Linked DNA regions of Homo sapiens: region 1 is linked to region 2. A link is a contact called in ENCODE Hi-C data. All regions are on one chromosome and are shown on one strand. Each heading gives the region's core, a stretch centred on a gene start or an enhancer-like site at or near the end of the contact. The rest is flanking DNA. Distances are from core to core; before and after follow the strand shown.

Evidence for each region. A loop is a pair of places that touch in the nucleus more often than their neighbours do. Pooled maps may share reads with other maps.
Region 1: a loop to region 2 is called in a pooled map, with 2.2 times the contacts of the local background. The contact joins the promoter of LINC02664 here to the enhancer-like site in region 2. A Hi-C loop is called at or near these places in 1 of 50 pooled maps.

What each region holds. Positions count from the first base shown.
Region 1 is chr10:31,185,952-31,190,316 of GRCh38, reverse strand. LINC02664 (long intergenic non-protein coding RNA 2664) reads right to left here and starts at 2,434. Exons shown (of 3, transcript NR_134478.1): 1 at 2,118-2,434.
Region 2 is chr10:31,099,818-31,103,944 of GRCh38, reverse strand. All of the region lies in intron 1 of LOC105376481 (a long non-coding RNA gene), which reads right to left. Among named protein-coding and RNA genes, the nearest start is that of ZNF438, 70 kb to the right of the region's middle. RefSeq lists an enhancer at 2,549-2,608. Within about 2 kb of position 2,709, at least 3 of the 41 ENCODE cell types and tissues checked have a DNase peak (open chromatin) inside an H3K27ac peak, as active enhancers do.

The DNA.
Region 1 (4,365 bases), core at 1,185-3,684, 87 kb before region 2:
ATTTAAAATAAATGTCAAAGAAAAAAAGAAAAATGATAATTTCTCTGAATGCCATGGGTTAGCAAAAGGCTGGGAAGCATTGCTCTAAGATAGCTCCTGGGACCTTTGCATTTTGCTTTCTGACTTTCTGCTCTATGTACAATAATTTTTTGTCATGCCTCCCCGAAAGTTCACCACTCTTTACCACTGCCAGCTACCCTGTCACCACATGAAACGATACTTCGTCTACATGAGCTGAATATTGCATCCCTTCTTCTTCATGTTTGTACACAGCCACCGTTGAGTTTCACATTTTGTGAAATGCAGGCATCACTACAGTTGATGTACAGAAGAACCCAATGAGGCTGAGAATGCTTACGCGCATCACCTCGGAACTGCTGCATGCGTCAAAAAACATGGAATAGTTGCTCCCTTGCAATTGCTGTCAGGTGCCTGCTGCTTCCACCCACTTTGACACTCCAGGCTGTGGGTGCTGCTTGGGGTCCCCAATGGGCCCAGCCTCCACAGGTAGGATTCCAGTTGGCCCTGGCGGGAGGCATGTGACAGCCATGGGGCCTTTCCCCATCCTCTCCCTGGCTTATTCCTGGCTCCCACAACCTGTGTTTGTTACCTAGCTGCATCTCTGATTTCTGAGCTCCTGGATTGTGGGTATTGCCTTCTCGGGTTTGCAATATCTGGCTGATGCCAAACCCCTTGGCTCTGCCTCTCCTAGGGTACAGCCATGGTTTGGGGGCTCAACTTCTCAGGGTCACCGAAGCTCTAATCTGCTAACCCAATTTCAGTTCCTGGATCTTTCTGGCTATTCCTGTTCAGTGGATACCCAACCCTGGTATCATCTTACTAGTCCCGGAATCTTGAATTGAGAGCAAAAAGTAATTGTGTTTTTGTTAGAAAAGATGGGGACAAAGTTAGAGGGTGGGAAAAAGCATCTGATGCCCAAGACTGTGAGCTGAACTGGAAAAATAGAGTGTCTGAGGAACTCCATCAGAAAACTCTGCATGAAGTCTTTGGATTTGGGTTGTCTATCTCCAGTGATAATGTGCTGGTGATGACTAATTAGGTGCACCATCGTTCGGAGACTCAGTAAAGACTACAAATGAAAAAACATAGTCGATCAAGGCATGATTCACACTCAAAGGACTCTTGAAACAAGCAAAGAACTTTGTTGTTTAGTCTGGCAAACATTTCACTTTGAAAATAATCATAAATGAAAACCATGCTCCCTGAATCTTCCAGCTATCTATGTGAAATGCTCTTAATTTCATAGGTGGTTGGTAAGGGACCAATTACTTTCGACATGTGAATGAAATGACATCATCTTTGCCAAACAATGTGCAGTGAAATGAGAGACCACCTTCCTTATGGCATGTTTCATATGTTCTCTCTCTCTCTCTCTCTCTCTACAAATTGGCCCATGAGTATTCCTTCACTTTCTCATTATAACAAAACAAAAGAAAAATCCAATCACATGTATTGCCAGCTGCTTCTCCCTTGTGGCATAATTCTGCAGAAGCAGTGAGAGGACATTTTCAGTGGGAGGCTGCTACAGGACCACCAGAGAGTGCAGGAGGCCTGGGCCAGGGGTCTATGAGCTGCTCCAGAAGCTTCTGACTGCTGCTTCTGGAGCCCAAGTTCTGGGATCTGAGCAAGGTGACACTGGTTCAGCTGGTGGCCCTCTCCCCTTGCAGAGGGAACAGGTGCTTAGTGGAGAAGCTGAGGCCTTGGGCACTCCGTTTTCTTCTCCCCTGGCCCAGGGCAGGCACTTGGGGTGTCCTCTTCCATGGGTGGCCCCTGCTGGGGATTTCCAAGCCCCCAACAGAATTACATTCTTCTTCCTCAGTCCTTGCACTGCCTCTGTTTTCCCACAATAGCAAAATACAATGGCAGCCTACAGAGCACAGCACAAACTAGCATCATGACCTCAGGGCCACTAAGAAGGCCCTAAGACCCCTTGAATCCTTTCATGGAGGGCAAAGGCTTTCTTTCCTCCCTTAGGGATAGGGCCATAGATCCCTCCAGCCCTTGGGCAGCTGAGTGGAACCTGGAACCCCTCAGCCCATCCCGTTCCAGTACCCTCCACCCTTGAGTTGTGGTCCCAGTGACCAGGCAAACATTACCATTTTCTCCAAAAGCTCTGCCAGGACCGGGGCTGCAGGTGACGGCCGCAGATCCTCTCCCAGTGAGAAGATTCTGATGGAGGGAGCACCCACGTTCCGCGGCAGGCATCCTCCACCTGCCCCCTCAGCCTTTGAGCCAGAGCACATCACTCATCCAGTGAGAGAGGTGGCCAGCCCAGGGCAGGAGGGGGGCTCCACGACTTCGGGGCTGGCCAGGGCGTAGTGCTGAGGATCTAGAGAACATTGGCAGTGAAGATTTCCCTATAACTCCAACTACTCTGGAATCCATCCTGACCACTTTTTGTTTTCCCATTTTTACCCAAGGGTCGGCTCTGCTTCTGCAAACATCCGGCCCTTCCCCTCCTCTGGCCTGTGCTCAGAATTCAGAAGCAGCTGTGGGGGCACGCGGCTGTGCCCTTTAGCCCATGGTCACAGGAGAAATGGCCTCAGCAGAAAGACTCCAGAAATGACAGCCATGCTCAGCCTTGGGAGGTTTTACAAAACAACAGCCCTTACCTCCCCTTCCCCTGAAATAAAAAATGCGGAATATTTTTAAATAAAATGTGTCATTTTTTAAGCAAGAGGTATACCATTTTCCCAGTGGCAGTTTTCAAACATTTCAAAAATGTTAAATGGTACGTTAATTCTCCCTTTATTCTTCATGCTTTCTCTCACCCTGGAAATATATGTATATATATGCACACATTATCCTTGGAGGTGTATTTTCTAGGATGCAAATAACAAAGGAAAGTGATGGCATTTGGAATTCAGGTGCTTGAAGAGGTGGACATGTGCTTTTCATTCCAGCATATAATTGAGGACATTGTCACTTGTCTTACACACGTGTATCCAGTTCTGTTCATCTGCCACCCTCCTTGCCTGTATTTGCTGATCTGATCAACTAGGTGTTTGGGTGAATATCCCACTCTCATACCACCACCATGCTTGGAGTATTTCCAAGAACAGTGAATCAAACTTGGGGCCAGGGCATGGCCTACTTCCAACAAAATACAGTCTTATACATTTCAGGACCATTTTACTGCTGTTTGCTATAACCAAATGAGCAATGGGCAGGTTTAGGGACCACAAAAGCAAAGCAGCATAACATTTGGAATTTTCATGTATGCTTATTTCTTAAATTTGAAGAACTCTGTTGTTATTTCAGGACTTGTGTGCTAGTCTTTGATTCTTCTCCCACAAAGCCCGAGAGGAAATCTCCCCTTTCTCTTGCTGTTCTGGCCTTGGCCTTGCAATGTATGGTCTCACTCCCCTTGCACCTGGGCCATGTCCCTTGAACATGGTAGGGTTGTACCAGAGAAGCAAAGCTTGTATTGAATGGCACATTCCATCGCAGAGGCTCTCCTAGCAACATGGCAACAATAACAAACCTAACAATAGCTTTTTGTTTTTAGCTCTATAAAGTGCTGTGGCCATTAGTCTCACCAGAAAATTCAAAGGATAATTTTGCAAGTGACGAGTGGTTTCTAGCTGAAGCATTGAAATTGGAGCCCCTTGATTGCTTTCCTCCAATCTGCTAATATCTAAGTAGGCAGGCACCAGAGTTTCATTTGAGGAGCAGGATGTGCCAAAGGGGGGCGCTGCACAGGGAAATAACAGGGCTGGGGTGGCTCTAGCCCTGGCTCTGGTTGGTGAACTCCCCACATACCATTGGCCAAGTCATGTTAACTCTCTAGATCTTACTCTCCTCATCTTCAAAATGAGGAGTTATTTCAGTGCTGTGAAAAATCCAGATTTTTGGGTCTATACTCATCTTGCTGAATCAGCGTCTCTAGGGCTGTGCTCCAACAATTTGACTTTTAACCAAAGGTAAATGGACGACTTTGTTGAACAGTTCTAAAAACGTTTATGTAATTAGCTTCCCAATTTGGCTTGCTTGGCAATAAAGGATCAATGCATACTTTAGGGTTGGTATGTTATGTATATTTTCTCTGATAGATTTTATAAAGAACTAAACTAACCCATTTTCTTTGCTGTTTCTGATTGTCTATTCGCTGTAAAAGACTACATATCACGTGCCCCATCAGAAAAAACTTTTGAGCATGTGTTTCTAATATATTTACTTTTAAAATATTTCTTATCTAACATCTATATTTATTTACCTATGTCACCAGGCTTTAATACCTACTATTTTATGTTAAATATTATATATTAACATATTATGAACATTATAAAATGTAAAAAATAAATATTTTTAAAGAAAAAGTTGAAATAAGATTTAAAAATTTTG
Region 2 (4,127 bases), core at 1,460-3,959:
GTAGAAATGGGGTCTCCCTATGTTCCCCAGGCTGGCATTGAACTCCTGGCCTCAAGCAGTCTTCCCACCTTGGCCTCCCAAAGTGCTGGGATTATAGGTACGAGCCCTTCACACGGCCTGGCCTAAGTTTTTATTTACAAAAAAAAATCTCTAGTCAAGGAGACACCCTGCCTGGCCTTAGCATTGTGCTCTTGCTTGGGTGGACTTTGCTGCAAATGCTGCAGAGGTATCCACACCGTGAGGCTGGGAGAAAGAAGTAGGAAGAGGTGAGATAGGGCCGGGAGCCAGAGGAGACCCAGCTCAGAGGCCGCCTAAGTGTGACAAGGGGGCAGTCAACAGCCTGGATAACTGCTTTCAAAGCAGAGCAGAAACTCCGGCGTAACCCCACAAGAATGAGCCTTTTTCTCCGGGTTATTGAGCAGCTTTCTGATGGTTCTGCTTCCACCCTTGTGCTTCTCCAGGGCACACGTCAGCCACAGGAATCCTTTTAAACAGATGGTGTCACTCCTTTTCTCCAAACTGATAGATCTGATGGCTCCTGGCTCACTCCATGAAAGCCCAAGTCCCTCTCAGGCCCTGCAGGCTTCACCTTCCCCCGGCCTGTGTCTGGGGCCCCATCTCCAGCTGCCTCCTTGCATCTGCTGCTACTACTGCCTCCTGCCTGCTCCTCCACAGCCAGCCTCGTTCCCATGAGGGCCCTGCACTAGCTGCACTCTGTCAAGAATGCTTTTTCCCTGGAAACACACAGGTCTCTTGTCCTCAACTCCTTCACATCTTGGATCATATTTCCCCCTGTATTCTATTTTTATTTATTTTTTTAAGAGACAGGGTCTTGCTGTATCACCCAGGCTGGAGTGCAGTGGTGCAATCATAGCTCACTGCAGCCTCACACTCCTGGGCTCAAGCCATTCTCCCGCCTCAGCCTCCCGTGTAGCTGAGACTACAGACATGCACCACCACCCCTGGGTACTTTTTTAATTTTTGTAGAGATGGGGTCTTGCTATGTTGTCGAGGCTGGTCTTGAACTTCTGAGCACGGCCTCCCAAAGTGCTGGGATTACAGGTAAGCACAATGACGCCTGGCCATATTTCCTCTTCTTAAGGCAAAATGCCCCCCAGCCCTCCTGGTCTCCATCACCCTGTTGCCTATTTTTTCACAGTGTCATTCATTTTTTAACTTCCAAATTTACTCATTTATTATATTCATTGTCTGTCTTCTTCCACTAGAATGTGAATTCCCCAGGGACAGAAACATCTTTGTCTTGCTTACAGAAACATCCCCCATGCCAGGTAGCACTGGTTGAGTAAACGTTTGACTTGGAGGTATTTGTTCCAGCAGGCTGGATGCAGAAATGACGGTTCTCAGTTCCAGACTGTGGCTGCTCCAAGATATCCAGTGTTCCATTCATGTTGGAACAAGACCCTGATGGGAACTACAAATGCCCACATCAGTGTCTGGGCTTCTGGGAGAGGGGCTGGAAATGGTAGACAGGGAGTCTGGCTCCAGCTAAGCCAGCAGAGAGTTGTTTCAGCAAATCGGAGGCAGAACGCCACTCCTATAGGCTGCAGGGATGGGGTGGGTTGGGGTGGAGTGAGGGCTTCAGGACTGGCGGGAAAACATAAGCCAGGGTTCGGGGGTAGCAAGGCTCATGCTGAACCCCTGCACTGCCCACGATAGGTGACCTCAAGTCTTGCCCATCCTGCTCAAGATGGGCCTAGCACTCAGCAAGGAACCCTAGGATACCCCAGGTTAAGGTCTTCGGGGCTCTCTAGGAAGAGTCAGGGCACAGGGTGCCAAACCAGTTACATAATCTGTAGGGCCCAGTGCAAAATGAAAATATGGCGCTCCTTGTCTAAAAGTGATTGCGAATTTTAAGATGACAAAAGCAGGGCATTAAACCAAGTGCAGGGCCCTCCCGAGCCCAGGGCATGTGTGACTGCATAGGTCACATGCCCACGAAGCTACGCCTGCTCAGGACTGACGGCACTGATGGCTTTTCAGAGATATTCCTGCTGGCCAGGCACAGTGGCTCACGCCTGTAATCCCAACACTTTGAAAGGCCGAGGTGGGCGGATCACCTGAAGTTAGGAGTTTGAGACCAGCCTGGCCAACATGGTGAAACCCCATCTCTACTAAAAATACAAAAATTGGCCGGGCGTGGTGGCACATGCCTGTAATCCCAGCTACTTGGGAGGCTGAGGCTAAGGCAGGAGAATCGCTTGAACCTGGGAGGAGGAGGCTGCAATGGCTGAGATTGTGCTACTGCACTCCAGCCTGGGTGACAGAGCAAGACTGTCAAAAAAAAAGAGAGAGAGATTCCTGCCAGAAAATTTCTCATAATAAATCCAGCTCACTTATGCCCAAGATGTGCAACATAAGGAAACAAGGAAAGAAGCCCTGGGGTGTAGCGGGAAACAATCTCAGAGAAAACCTAAAGGCACCCAAAACTGAAACCCTGCAACTAGCAAAAGGACCTGATGTGTTGCAGGATGGGGACAGCTGGGAGCAGGGGCAGAACGGTGACATCAAACAACCAAGGTGGCCTCTGGGGCTGTGTTCATGTCCATGGGAAATGAGCCACCAAGAGTCCAGCACATTCTTCATTCCAAAAGTGGTCAGTGACCAGCAAGAGGTAAGCAGAGAAGTGGAAGCAGGAAACTGCAGTTAGAAAAAACAAAGCTGGGTTGAGTCACACGGTTGTGGCTTGAAGTGCTGGGAAGCCCAGGGCCTTTCCCCTTGAGTCAGCTGAAGGGGTACACGTTGCTACCATGACCTTACTAACAACACTCAGTAGGTGTCTACAAAGAAAAGCCGATGCTGAGCCAGGTACCACCACCTTTCATTTGGATGGCACCTTACAGTTTAGAAAGTGCTTTGATATGCATAATGACTTCAGTTGATTCTCTCAATAACCCTATTAGGTTAGCAGAGTATCATTGTCCCCAGATAGGTGGACTGACTCGCCCAAGGTTGTTGGCAAAATCCATTCAAGTCCAGCACTTTTTTCTTCTCTTCCATAATGCTCCTGTCACTGGTGCCTGCCATCATCCCGGAGTTCATGGCCCGAGACTGGCAAACGCCGGCCAGGGCGTTACAAGCATCCATGTTGACTAATTGCACCCAACATCCCAATATCTTGCCAGTGGTACAAAAGGAATAGGTGAGCTGCTGGGCTGTGCAGCACCTACCACATCCTCCAGAAAAGGTAGACGGTCAGAGAGATTGGGCATTTCTTTCATACAAACATCACAGGAGCTGCTTTTGGGAATCGTCTGTTAAATGTGAGCTGCAGATTAGACCAAGATGAACAGAGGGTTGTGATCCTGAGTGACTTAGTATTTTGAAGCAGCCTGTTAACCTTTTATCAGAAGGATTCCTTCAAAGCATTAGTTTACGGCACTAAAATGTGGGCAGATTATTTGCCAAATCACATTGTTATGCACAGCTAACTAACTGCTTTGCAAAAACTGGTACCTGTGGATGCACAGTCAATGGCTTTGAGTCAAATATGTCAATCATTAACATTTTCTCTAAAAATTAACAAGTGCAATTAGCATGTATCAATGAAATAATTGCTTGAGTTCACTATTTTTTTAAGCTGAATCTCCATTTGAGTCACACAAAAAGAAAATGAATCTTAAAATCATTTCCATTTTAGCAGAGGCACATGTTAAAAACAGCTGAACTTATTTTTCCCTCCTCAATTTCTGCAAAATTCACTCCCAGGTTTACTTACTGTGCCAAGTTTCAGAGCTGAGCAAATTTTTATGGTCTAGTTATAAACCCTAGAAAAACAAGGTTTATAGGAAATGTTGACACAACCTTAACTAAAGTGGTGCTAGCTGACACCTCTATATTTTCAATTTGGGGATTTCTACTGGGAAAGTATAAACGCTAATTCAGCAAAGGAAGCCAACTATAATAAAAATGTTGTAGTCTTCCTGTTCACCCCATGAAGTTCTACTTCAAAAGATGCCAGTGCAACGTGGAGGTGAGTTAGAGTTAGAATGATCAGCATGGAGAGCACCTGCAAATCGCTCAGCCTCCTGGTTACCTATAAACTTCGCCTGGGAATGCATGACCTCACCATGAGTCACGGCTGCCCACAGCAGTGCAGTCGGAGAGAC